Linked DNA regions of Homo sapiens: all the other regions are linked to region 1. Evidence: chromatin contacts called from ENCODE Hi-C or POLR2A ChIA-PET data. All regions are on one chromosome and are shown on one strand. The core of a region is the stretch at or near the end of the contact, and the rest is flanking DNA. Distances in the headings are between cores, read along the strand shown.

The links. A loop is a pair of places that touch in the nucleus more often than their neighbours do. ChIA-PET counts read pairs that join two places held with the same protein, here RNA polymerase II (POLR2A). Pooled maps may share reads with other maps.
Region 2: a loop to region 1 is called in a pooled map, with 3 times the contacts of the local background. The contact joins the promoter of REM1 here to the promoter of HM13-AS1 in region 1. A Hi-C loop is called at or near these places in 2 of 168 maps with a recorded cell type or tissue (K562 and PC-9), 1 of 37 single-sample maps with no recorded cell type and 8 of 50 pooled maps. POLR2A ChIA-PET finds 5 or more read pairs at or near these places in 6 of 52 experiments (BJ, GM10248, HCT116 and 3 more).
Region 3: a loop to region 1 is called in a pooled map, with 4 times the contacts of the local background. The contact joins the enhancer-like site here to the promoter of HM13-AS1 in region 1. A Hi-C loop is called at or near these places in 2 of 50 pooled maps. POLR2A ChIA-PET finds 5 or more read pairs at or near these places in 4 of 52 experiments (BJ, GM10248, MCF 10A and 1 more).

Annotation. Positions count from the first base shown.
Region 1 is chr20:31,570,758-31,575,081 of GRCh38, forward strand. HM13-AS1 (HM13 antisense RNA 1) reads right to left here and starts at 2,506. Exons shown (of 3, transcript NR_046853.2): 1 at 2,385-2,506; 2 at 2,042-2,166. LOC107985416 (a long non-coding RNA gene) reads left to right here and starts at 2,253. Exons shown (of 3, transcript XR_005647051.2): 1 at 2,253-2,681. RefSeq lists an enhancer at 1,863-2,404 and silencers at 2,206-2,785, 4,288-4,324.
Region 2 is chr20:31,472,879-31,477,202 of GRCh38, forward strand. REM1 (RRAD and GEM like GTPase 1) reads left to right here and starts at 2,410. Exons shown (of 5, transcript NM_014012.6): 1 at 2,410-2,488; 2 at 3,349-3,907. The coding sequence starts at 3,568. It overlaps DEFB124 (defensin beta 124), which reads right to left and starts at 2,249. Exons shown (of 3, transcript NM_001037500.2): 1 at 1,749-2,249; 2 at 78-160. The coding sequence starts at 135. RefSeq lists a silencer at 2,302-2,361.
Region 3 is chr20:31,494,990-31,499,313 of GRCh38, forward strand. No RefSeq gene overlaps it. Among named protein-coding and RNA genes, the nearest start is that of LINC00028, 11 kb to the left of the region's middle. Within about 2 kb of position 2,007, at least 12 of the 41 ENCODE cell types and tissues checked have a DNase peak (open chromatin) inside an H3K27ac peak, as active enhancers do.

The DNA.
Region 1 (4,324 bases), core at 1,256-3,755:
TGGAATCTCTACCCACTCCAGCCAACTCTGAGGCCATGTGGTCCTGGAACAAGGCCCCTCTGAGGCAGATGGGGCAGGCGGCCCAGGCACATAGCATGGTTGGCTCTGCGGCCCAGGGCGCACAAAGGCCTTATTGAGTCACCACCAGCCCCCGGCAGAGGCTGAGGTGGCAGTGGCGCCGAGCGCCTGCCACCTAATGACTGTCCTGGTCCAGCCAGATGTTCCACAGACCTCCGGAGCAGCGGACTAGGGCCCGCCCGGCCAGCCGGCACCGCAGAGGCCACTGTAATTCCAATTAACCAGCTTCAGCTGAGCAAACAGCGGGCAGTGGTGGCCCAGCCCAGGCGGTAGGCCTGGCCCGCAGAGCCTGCGAGTCTAGACTCCAGATGTGAACCGCCACCATCAGAGTCCCATGGAAAAATGGCACCAGGCCGGGCAAGGATTGGGCCTGCATGCTGGGGAGGGGGTGTGGGTGGTTGGGCAGGGCCCCGAGTGGGCTAGATGCCAGCCTCACCTGGTTTGGGGTGGATTATTAGGAAACTGCTCTAGAACCCAAGTTCTACCCTGCTTTATTAGATTCTGTTTCTGTGCCTCAGTCTCCCATGACTGCGACAAGAGAGAGGGTTCCAAGGGGAAAACCAGCCCTGCTGAGACCCCAGTGTGCACTGACTGTATTTCACGTGACTAGCATTATGCTAGTGCAACTGACCCTTGAACAACACAGGGATTAGGGGCACCAACCCATCATGGTCGAAAATCTGTATAACTTTTCAGTCCCGCAAAACAACTAATAGTCTGCTGTTGACCAGAAGCCTTACCTGATAACATAAACAGTCAAAACATCTTGTATGTTATACGTACTACACTGTCTACCATAGAGTAAGCTAGAGAAAATGTAATTAAGAAAATCCTAAGAGCCAGGCATGGTGGCTCATGCCTGTAATCCCAGCATTTTGGGAGGCCAAGATGGGCAGATCAGGAGGTCAGGAGATCGAGACCATCCTGGCTAACATGGTGAAACCCCCGTTTCTACTAAAAATACAAAAAATTAGCCGGGCATGATGGCAGGCGCCTGTAGTCTCAGCTACTCGGGAGGCTGAGGCAGGAGAATGGCCTGAACCCGGGAGGCAGAGCTTGCAGTAAGCCGAGAGAGGCAGGCGGATCACAAAGTCAGGAGTTCGAGACCAGCCTGGCCAATATGGTGAAACCCCGACTCTACTAAAAATACAAAAATTAGCCTGGCATGGTGGCAGGCGACTGTAGTCCCAGCTACTCAGGAGGCTGAGGTGGGAGAATCACTTGAACCCAAGAGGCGGAGGTTGCAGTGAGCCAAGATTGCACCACCGCACTCCAGCCTGGGGGACAGAGTGAGACTCCGTCTCAAAAAAAAAAAAATTATTCAGTGAAAGTGGATCATCATAAATAAAGATCTTCATCCTGGTCTCTGTGTTGAGGAAGAGGAGGGGGTTGGTCTTGGTGTCTCAGGGGTGGCAGAGGTAGAAAAAAAGTCCACGTTTAAGTGCACCTGCACAATTGAAACCCGTGTTCAAGTTTCAAATGTATCTTAAGATTTACTTAATCGTTGTAACAACACTTTGAGGTACCTACATCATTCTTACGATGGGGAAACTGAGGCAGAGACCGTAAGGGCGGGCCCAGGGGGCATGTGAACCCAGAGTGTCTGGCTTCCAAGACTCGTATTCACCGTGGTGCCGTTTGACATGATCAGGATAATGGATCCCTGGTTCCTTTTGGGGGCAGCATTGGAGAAGGGGGTTTGGCACCGTCAGTCTGACAGCAGGGCTGGCTCCTGCAGTGTGAATGAAGCGGTCTTGTGCTCGACTGTGAAGGGGGGTTAGGACCTGCTTCCCAGGGCGGGTCCAGCTTTCTGAGGGAAAGCCTTCAGAGCCTCCATCAGGCCGGCACCAGGTACCAGTTAAGCACTGGGCAGGGAACAGAAGTGGTCAAACGCCGCTTGCCGCGACTTGAAACTGCTGAATAAATGGATAATGTCAAGCGCTATGGCTTAGGGCAGTAGTACCTCCGGTTCCTACGATCGTGTCTGGGGTCCCTGAGGAGCAAGGCAAGAGTCGGCCATTCAGGAGGTCAGAGTTCAGCTGTTCTTGCACAAGCAGGGAAGCTGAGTCACCCCAAACACGGGCAAGACTAGCGGTGGTATCAAATGGCTATCAGGGGCGGGGCCTCAGGGGCCTGCCCCTGCCTCCCCGCCCTGCGTTTGGATTCCCTCCAGCATTCCGGGCCAGGGCGCGGGAGGCGGAGGCCGAGGAGAGGACGGGAGGAGGCTGCATCCTGCCCTGGTGCGTCAGGAAGGGCCGAGCGAGCGGGAAGGAAAGCACCACCCCCCACCCCCGCCGCGGCCACACCTGGGTTCTCCAGGCGGGCAGGGGGGCCCCCGGGCCGGCGCCTGGCTCCAGCAAGTCTGGGCCGCCTCCCCGCGCCGCCCCGCGGGGGCCGCCAGATGGGCTGCCCGCCCGCCAGCTCAGCGACGCAGGCAGGAAACGCCGGCCGGGCTGCCAGGAACGCGCGCAGGGGAGGGGGCGGGCCCGGCCGGGCCACGCCCGCCGGAGGGGAAGGAGGGGCCAAGCACCGCCCGGCGGGGACTGGTGAGCTCCAAGAGCCTGCGATCCCGGTCCCTGCCTTTACTAGATGGGTTTCCTTGGGTAGGTCGTTTTACTTCTCTGTGCCTCACTTTCCCTACCTGTAAAGCGGGGCTGCCTGTCTCCGCTCTTTTTCCCTTTTCTCTTTTATTTGTGCAGCAGGGTTTCACTCTGTCGCCCAGGCTGAAGTGCAGTGGCGCGATCACGGCCCACTGCAACCTCGACCTCCTGGGCTCAAGCGATCCTCCCACCTCAGGTGGGAATATAGGTGTGTCCCACCACGCCTGGCTTTTTTTTTTTTCCCCTAGTTGAAACGGCGGTTCTCACTCTTGCTCAGGCTGGTCTCGAACTCAGGCTCAAGCAATCTTCCCACCTCGGCCTCCCAAAGTGCTGGGATTAGAGGCGTGAGCCACCGCGCCGTGCCTCAGCTATTTTCGTGTGACCGTGTGATCTCAGGACACTTTCTTTCCCTTCTCTTCCTTGGTTTTCTTACCTGAAAAATGGGGTGAACAATTGAACCTCCCTCAACCATGGGCTAAGCCTTTGTTTTCCTCTCCACCGTAGCCCCAACACTTGGCCCATTGCCTGAAACATGAAGGCACTCAGTATTTGTTGTAAGAGTGACTATAAAGGTTTGGGACAATCCTGAGGGCCTGGCTACAGCAGGCACTTCATAAATGGACACAAATTATCAAATTACCTAGAGTCTAATGTTTACCAACCTGCGGCTTCAGGCAAGTGACTTCCCATCTCTGAGCTTCACTTTCCTCGTCTACATAATGGCTGTGAGGATTAAGTAAAATAAATAAATACATGGAAATCACACATAGTGTGTTCTCAATAGATATTTATGGAAGAGTCTCCAAAATATTAAAAAAAGGGAGATACTATTTTGAGTAAATTTGAGGGCAAGGAATATACAAAGGAGTTAGGTGGCTTGGAAGAAGATTTTTGCTATATATGTAAACTAAGCTGTGTGTGGGTGGGTATTTTGCTTGTTGGTTTTTGAGACAGGCTCTCACTGTAGTCCAGGCTGGAGTGCAGTGTGGCAGTCATAGCTCACTGTAACCTTGAACTCCTGCACTCAAGCCATCCTCCCACTTCAGCCTCCTGAGTAGTTAGGACTACAGGTGCGTGCTACCACACCCTGCTCACTTTGCATTTTTTTTTTATTTTATTTATTTATTTTTTTGAGACATAGTCTCGCTGTGTCGCCCATGCTGGAGTGCAGTGGCGCAATCTCGGCTCACTGCAAGCTCCACCTCCCGGGTTCATGCCATTCTCCTGCCTCAGCCTCCCAAGTAGCTGGGACTACAGGCGCCCACCACCACCCTGGCTAATTTTTTTTTGTATTTTTAGTAGAGACGGGGTTTCACCGTGTTAACCAGGATGGTCTCCATCTCCTGACCTCATGATCCGCCCGTCTAGGCCTCCCAAACATGCTGGGATTAGAGGCGTGAACCACCACGCCCGGCCTCATTTTGTATTTTTAAAACTTTGGCCCGGGCGCGCTGTGGCTCACCTCTGTAATCCAGCACTTTGGGAGGCCACGGCAGGCAGATCACGAGGTCAGGAGTTAGAGACCAGCCTGACCAACATGGTGAAACCCTGTCTGTATTAAAAAGAAATATGGTCAGGTGCAGTGGCTCACGCCTGTAATCCCAACACTTCGGGAGGCCAAGGCGGACTGATCATTTGAGGTCAGG
Region 2 (4,324 bases), core at 1,160-3,659, 98 kb before region 1:
CCTGAGAGTCTAGTCCTCATTTTTACAAGCACACATGTGCACACACACACACACACACATGCACACGATGTTGTTACCTGATGGCACATGACCCAGAACCAGGAGAGCCACAAGGAACAGAAGCAGCTGTGTCATGGCCACGGGGCTCCTGGGGAGGCTGCTGGAGAGAGCACAAGAGGAAAGACCCGAGCAGGCTGAGCCTCGCTGCTTCCAGCCCAGGCTTTATTGAGCTGCAGATGAAGGCAGTGCTGTGGGCAGCAGGCCTAAGTGGGAGTATGAGGCCATGTGGTCCCCAGGCTGCTTGGGATTTCAGCCAGCTACGTGGGAACTGGTCAGCCACACCCTCCGGAGCCTGTTGAGCTCGGAAGGGGAGGTAGAATTTTCTGAGGCAGTGTCTAGGGTCAGAAACTAGACATCTTCCCCACCTAAGAGAGTGGAAAAAATCTTGGCTTAAGAGAGACCTAGTTCAATCCCCCGCATCTCCCCCTAACTGCTGTGAGACATCAGACAAGTCACTTAACCTCTCTGAGCCTCAGGCTGTTGTCTATGAAATGATGACAAGCATCCCTTACAAGGCCAAGTGAACAGCATGTATGCAGGCCTACTCTAAAATGGGAAGAGTAATAGTACCCATGTCATAGAGAGTAATAGCTACCCATCTCATTTAGGGGACTAAATGAAGTAATACAGTGGCTCCTATACTATGGTTCCCCCAGCAAGCAGCAGCAACACCTGGGACTTGTTAGAAACACCAGTTCTTTAGCCCTACCCCAAACCTACTGAATTCACCTCTTCCTAAGCAGAAGAAGGCCACAGGTCACAGAGCAGCCCATGGGTCACAGGTTAAACCACTGGTTACAAGTTAGACCACAGATTCACTAACACTGGTCACAAGTTAGCTCTCTGGTCATTTGTTAGATCACTAGTCATAGATGAGAGTATGGGTGGGTCCCGGCAAAATGTGGCTTAACAAGCCCTCCAAGTGATTCTAACACACCGCCAAAGTTTGAGAACCCCTGAGATAATATCCGTGCAGAGCTTAGAACAGTGTCTGGTACACAGGAATCTAAGTTGCATCATGAAAGATGAGTAGGGGAAAAGGTATCCCGGGCAGAAAGAATAGAATGTGCCTAGAAGAGTAGGGCATGAGCCAAGCAAGGGTTTTCCTGGGAGGAGAGGTTGAAATGATTCTGCAGAGAATAGGTTGGGGCTTGAATGCCAAGTTCAGACTTTTGTATTATAGACAACCAAAAGTTTTTTAGCAAGAGTGTAAGCTGTTCATATTATAGTTTTAAATAAAGAAACTGAAACCCAAAGAGGGAAGTTGACTTGCCTAAGGTCACACAGCAATTGTGCTGCAGAGATGGAAAAGCCAAGTCACCTCACTCCCAGACAATGAAGGGTGCTGCACCACTCATGGCCCATCTTGCAAGTTAGAAAGGTAAGCTTAGAGGGCCAAGCCACGGAAGGAAGCCAGGCACGAGGGGGTTCTGTATCAGCTCCAAGACCTGTGGGGGCTGAGCCAGTCTGTTCAGCTGCTGTGGGAGTTATTCCAAGCTGAACACCTGAATCCCCTCAGCCATGACAATGAGCCCCACCCACAGGTGCAGCCTGGTCTCCATGGGCTCCACACACAGACACACCCCAATTTCTCAAGACCTAAAGGGAGGCAGCCCAGTCAAAGAGTCTGGATCCTGGCCCCTTGGATGGCCGACGTCACCAGCAATCTCTTTCCTCCTCCTCCATACCTGGGAGCATTTTTTTTTTCAGCCATCAGTAATAGAAACAGTAGACAGAGTGGCAGAGACCTCAGGCCCAGGCCCAGCTAAGCCTCAGTTGGTGAATGAATGAATGATGCCAAAATAAGATTTTCATAATTCTTCAGTGCAGACTTCCTGAGCTCTCTCTTCCTCCAAGCCACCTCCCAAAATTAATTCTTCATCCAGAGCAGAGTTTCTTAAAGTGAGGTCAGTGAACCGCCTGCATCAGGATCACTTGGGGCACTTGTTTAAAACGCAGATTCCCGAACCCCTCCCCCAGCACCGTGGAATCCGCCTCTCTTGGAAGGCGGGACCTGAAAATTTAGCAAGTTCCCCAAGTGGTTTTTCTGGGGGCTAATATGTTAGTGCATCCCCTTGATGGAGTGGACAGATGTGGACGCAGATGGAGCTCCAGACCCAGGAATCCAGAGCCCCCATCCTTCCTTTCTCGTCTGCCACCCTCACCCGGTGCGTAGGGCTGGCAGAAGCGGGTCAGCTGAGCTCTGCACTTTCAGAAAAGTCACTGAGCGGCCAGGGCCTTGGGGCGGGGACCCCGGGGCTGCCCTAATGGGGCGGGGCTGGATGGGGCGGGGTCGCGGCTCCTCCCCCGGCCGAGGCGGCGAGGGGAGGGGAACTGGCCTGAGGGGCTGCTCACTGAGGCGGGTGGTACAGCCTGGAGCATCCAGCCGCTGGAGCTGCGAGGGACCCTGGACCCCTCCCACGCCGAGGTAAAGCCCTGCGCTACGCGCCGCCAACTTGCTCAAGTTGGAGCAGAGTTCGCCAGGCGATTGAAGGGGGATTCGGCAGCGTTGGCAGGAATAGGGGGGCTTCGAAACCGCGTCCCTAGGGTGAGGGTCTTCAGACCTGGGACCCGGAGGGCTGGATAGCCCTGGACAAAGACCCCTCCAACCCCAGGATGGGGGATTCACACCCGGGATGCCGGCTGAGAAAGCTCGGACCCAGACTCCAGGAATGGCACAGCGTTCCCGGGCCCTGTGGTCTGCCCTCCCCGTCCCCTGCCAGGACCCTGTCCTGTCACCTAACCTGGGGCCTGACCGGCGGCAGCTCCCGTCCCCAAAAGCAGTTGGAGGCCGTAGCGCCAGCCGCTCCTGAATTTTTCACACAGGGGGCGGGTCAGACACGCGGTTCCCATGGCACTAGGGCACTCGGGTTACAGTCGGGTTACCCCCATACCCCCCTCGCGCTTCTGGAGTGCCAACCCGCCCTCCTGCCTCTTCCTCCTCAGACCCCGTGAAATTGGGCATCGAAAGTTAAGTAGCCCCTACCCTTGGGGGAGACCTGAAACTGCACTCCCAACCCAGAAGCTGTGAAAGAGAGCGGTGGGGAAGGGGAGGAGGGGGACAATTCAGATGTCTTTCAGAGCCAGGGCCTCATGTTCTGTGGCAAGGGCAGGTCCGTGTACACGGAATGGGGAGTGTGCATGTGAGGACATCCCACCTTACTACTGCCCCTCCACCTGCCTGTCTGTCATCAGGAGTAGATCATCCTTAAGACAAGGGAATGGCCTCTGGGTGTGCATGTCTGTGTGTTCACAGCCTGCACACTCACTCCTTCCATCCGGATCCAGGTTTATGCAGAGCCTGAGGCCAGAAAACCTAGGGACTTTCTGCCCCAAGAAGCTGAGGCACCTCCTACTCCCATCTGAACAAGAGGGGGATCTGGAAGAAGCCATACAGCAGCTCATCAGGACACTATAGAAAGAAGCAGCTCAAAGCAATTGGCTGACAGCCAATTCCCCCTTCTTTCAGAAGGAAAGAAGGAAGAAGCAAACCCCCCCCTACCAAAGATGACACTCAACACCGAGCAGGAAGCAAAGACCCCTCTGCACCGGCGAGCCAGCACCCCACTGCCCCTGTCCCCACGGGGCCACCAGCCTGGCCGCCTGAGCACAGTGCCTTCCACTCAATCCCAGCATCCCCGGCTGGGCCAATCAGCCTCCCTCAACCCTCCCACCCAGAAACCTTCACCTGCCCCAGATGATTGGTCTTCTGAATCCAGCGACTCTGAAGGCTCCTGGGAGGCTCTCTACCGTGTGGTGCTACTTGGAGATCCTGGAGTGGGGAAGACCAGCTTGGCCAGCCTCTTTGCAGGGAAGCAAGAGAGGGACCTCCATGAACAGCTGGGAGGTAGGGGCCATATGGGCTGGGCTGGGATGTGGCCAAAGGAGCGAAAGCCCTGTCACCAGGGACACAGGGCTGCCAAGAACAGTTGTACAAGTCATGCACTGTTCAACTCTAAGGGGCATCATTCACTTAGACTATGACATGCACGATGCCCCCCCGCCCTCCAAAGTTGTACAGGGCACAGCCTGCACAATGGTCAAGGGGAGGGAAATTCTTGAATAGAACAAGAATTTTGCCAACTTCCCATGAATGAGAAGTATATGATTCATTTCCATGTCATGCGGGTGGCAATTCTGAATTCCATGTTAAGAAATGGTGGACTTCCACCAAGGTCAGAAACTCCCCTCCCTGACTCCTCTGACTCTTAGATTCTCCCAGTCCCATAGACACCCATCCATGGTCACCATGATCTACAGCAAA
Region 3 (4,324 bases), core at 757-3,256, 76 kb before region 1:
TTCTATCCATGCTTTATTCTTATACATTTCCCTTGTTATTTGGGGGGTTATATTGTTCTTATTTTTCTATCTTCTTCAGATAGAAACCTCAATCATTTATTTGAGGCCTTTCTTCTTTTCCAATTTAGCATTGAAAGCTATAAATTGCCTTCCAACACTGTTCTAGATGCATCCCACAAATTTTGGTATGTTGTGCTTTTCATTATCATTCAGTTCAAAATATTTTCTAATCTCCCCTGTGATTTGTTCTGATTCCCATAGGTTATTCCAAAGTATGTTAATTTCAAAATATTTGGGGGTTTTCCATTTGTTTGTTTATTTCCACTGCAAATTTGAGACTTAATAATTCAACATATGGCCCATCTCGATGCATGTTTCATGTGCACCTGAAAATACTATGTATTCTGCCATTGTTGGGCATAATGTTCTAAATGCCAGTTAGGTCAAAGAGGTTGATAATGCTGTTCAAGTCTTCTCTATGCTTAGTGATTCTATGCCTACTTGTTTTATCAATTACTGAGAAAGGAGTGTTGTATGTGACTGTTTCTCCTTCCAGTCTGTCAGTTTTTCCTTTACCTTTTTCTTTTTCATGGCTGTACTACTTTTCTACAGTATGGATGTACCATAACATATTTTACCCATTGAGGGGCATTTAGGTTAGTGCAAATGTTTTGCCCTTCACAACAGTGTGACATTCAATATTTTTACATGTATAGAAGAGATTACCAAATTCAAATTTACTAGTCAAAGGGCACATACGTTTTACCTTTTGACACACCCTGCCAAATTGCCCTCCAAAGGGGCTGTTTTGTTTATATTCAGATGAATTGTGCCAAATTCCCTACTTTGTGACCCACATTAGATATTACCAGTCTCTTCTCATTTGACCTTTTATTGGGGACAAGATGAGAGAAAGTAGGAAGGAAGGTGTCTCATTGCCTATTTTGCTTTTCCCTAATTATAACAAAGTTGAGCTGTATTCTGCTCAATGACTGTGCCCTTTAGCTGCCCAAAACCACAGTGAAGCTTTGAAATTACAGCTTTTAAGGGCTGCATTAAATTCTGAGCCTAGACTATTTCATTCTTTATTCTCTGCCTGGGGTAGAGGAGGGTGCTTTATTCCAGTTACCAGAGCCTCGGTATCCAGTTACTGATACTCTTGGTATCAGCCTAGAGTCCTGATTCCAGAACAGGAAATCTGGCATCAGTCAGGTCTGAATTTGAATCCCTCTGGCTCAGCCATTTGCCAGCTCTGTGACCTTGGGCAAGTAACTTGGCCTCTCTGAACCTTTGGACAGTCAGTTTTACAAAGGAGGATGACAAGCACTTTGCATAGGTGTTATTTAGATTAGAAACTGGGTGTGTAAAGCACCTCTCACAGCACCTAGCACCTAGCAGTCATTAATAACAATTAAATTTTTTAATAGCCATTCATTGGGCATTTGACACGTGAAGAGCACTGAGTTAAGCCCTTTTCCCAGGTTATTTCATTAATCCTCACAACAGTAAGAGATAACACTATTCTACAGATAAAAGATAACTAAGACTCTAAGATGTTAAGTAGCTTGTCCAAAGTCACACAGTTAGTAAAGATCAGAGCTAAGGATTAAATCAGAAATGTCTGGCTTCTAACTAAGCCTGCTTCCCAGGGTAGCTGGCTTATTCGACAGATCAAGAAAATGAGGCCCAGGGAGAGGAAATAACACATGGAATGAAGTGGTGAGCGAGCAGCAGCCATTTGAAGAAATATCCCTCTTCCTTCTGGGTCTGGGTGACCAGCTGGAGAAGAGACTGGAGAGAGTGGAGGAAGGGACAGCCACCCAGCAGAGGAGGCAAGAGCATGGAAAATGTCTCTTTCAGCCAATTTTCCTGAGGAACCCTGGCTGAGGCTCAGGGCTGGGAATGGAAAGTGTGCAGGGAGGAGGCGCAGCCGCGTCCACCCGGAGAAACTGTCTGCAATGTCCTGCCGGGAGAGGCCAGGGGGAGGGAACTGCTGGGACCGCAGTGGGTGAAGGAGCCGGAGGGGCAGATCCGGGAGGATGAGGATCTGGCATCTGTCCAGGGCCAGGTCTCCTGGGAGAGGAGGGGCAGGCATTCCCCGAGCTCCCTGCTTCCTCCTTGGGCTCCCCGGCTCTGCCAACTCCTGCTGTGCCCTGCCCATGAATCTGGGCATCAACCACTCCTGGAATGGAGATGCTGGCAAACTCGACTCTCTGGGGATGCGCACAGCTGACTCAGGGAGGGTGCGGTGGCCAGGAAGAAGGATCGATCCTATTCTCAGAGATCTTCGCCAGGGCTGGTTAAGATCTGAGAGCCATCAGCCACATCAAATGCATCCTGATCTCTATGACATCAGTGCGGTCCCTCTGCCTGGTAAATCTCCTCTTGCTACTCACAATGCCCATAATTCCACCATTATGGATACAACCAAGGCTCTTGTTCAGTATACAAAGGTATGGTCATACTAATCATTAAAATATTTAAATGCATTCCTACTAGTTGGTAATAACCCATGCCCTGAGTGTCCTCCAAGTACCAGGTATAACAGACCCTCCAGGCCTTCCTCTGGAAGCCTCCAGGGCCCCTCCCCTTAACAGCCATTAAAGGGGTAGTACCCTTACCACGGCAGGGCCACCCAGGGCTATGTGGATCATCAGTAAGTGATGGTCACAACCATTATTACTACTTTTCATATCACTCCTGGAAACAACCCTTTGGATCACAACTTTGTCTCCTGTTTAAAGGCAAATGGTAGAAATTTAGAGGTGAAGAGGCCCTGTGCAATCTCTTCATCTTTCAGATGAGGAAACTAACGCCCAGGGAGAAGCAGAGACTTGCCCAAGGTCACACTGCCAGGCAGTGTAAAACAAGGTATTAGAATGCAGGTCCCTGACTCCTGACACTTCCTTTAGGTGTCAGTTTATCTGGACCCCACACACTGAACTTGAGCAGGTAATGGAAGGAAGTGATGGGGAGGGACCTGTCTCAAGAAAGAAGTGAGAACCAATCATTTGGCTCTTTACCTGGTCACCATAGTCATGGCAACAGTCTCCTTGGTCACTATCTCCTTAGAGATAGTTGCCATGGCAACCACTACCCCGGGGCACCAACTTTCTGACACCCAAGAGCCTTAAGATAAACCAGAAGCAAGTCTGTTCCATAGCACTAACCCATATCAGAGCTCCGAGTAGGAAAGAGACTTGCCCAACATCACACAGCAAGCTGGCAGTGAAGTCAAGCTTCCTGAGTCCCCCACCCGAGGCTCTCACAGCAGCCCCACCCTCTCTACAGCTGACACCGCCCCTCCCCCACCTATCCCCATTTTTCTGCCTGCTTTGGTGCTTCCCACATTCCTCCAGCCCTCAGTCAGGATCTCCTTCCCACGGCATCTCACCCTTGGCTGCCTGTCAGCCAGCCCATCCTCCTGGGAACAGGCTGACATGAGTTTTGTGTAGGACTCATCGCAGGGGTTTGCAACATTGGCTGAGGCTCCCTGAAGACCAAAGAGCCTTCAACATCCTTTGCCCTCCAAAGGAAATAATCTCCAATGGTGGAATTTCAGGCTCTATGCTCAGAACTGAGTAGCTCTTTTTGGGGGGTCGGGCCCATCCGCTGTGTAAGGCAGAAGTTGCTGCCCCACTCTGAGTCTAGAATCACTCCGAGTCTGATCCCCTGTTTTGTTTTTATCAAGTCCCTTTTCCTCTCTGGGACTCAGTATCCCCACCAAAGACAAGGGGATGAGGATACCGTTCTACAGTCACCACCACCACCACCATCAGAAGACTGCCAGAGACCAGACGCAATCTAGTGTTTCAGTATAACCAAACAAGGAATGGCCATGGTTTAAAGAACTGGCCTACCTTCCCGCTATCTTCTTTTAGAAAAATGGAATCTCAGGATTGGAAGGATGTCCCAGGCACAGGGAAGATCTTGAGCAAAAGCAGGGAGGCTGAAAAGAATCTAGGGAACCTGTGACTACCTAGTGTGTTGACGTGTAAGGATAAAGAGAAAGTAGGGCCTATAATCCCAGCACTTTGGGAGGCCAAGGAAGGAGGATCAATTGAGCTCAAGAGTTCGAGACCAGCCTGGGCAATACAGTAAGACCCCACATCTAAAAGAATATAAATAAATAAATAAATAAACACAGAGAAAGTAGCCTAGCAGGACAAGCCAGAGGAGATTAAAAGGGATCAGTCACCAGTCCCAGGGCTAAGGACGTTGTCTCTGACGCCTCCTTTCTGTCCTTCTGTTCCTGCCCTCAAAAGCAATGAGCACCAAGCATTTGCAAACTCCAAGTCTCAGGGCTTCAGGGACTCACCAAAGA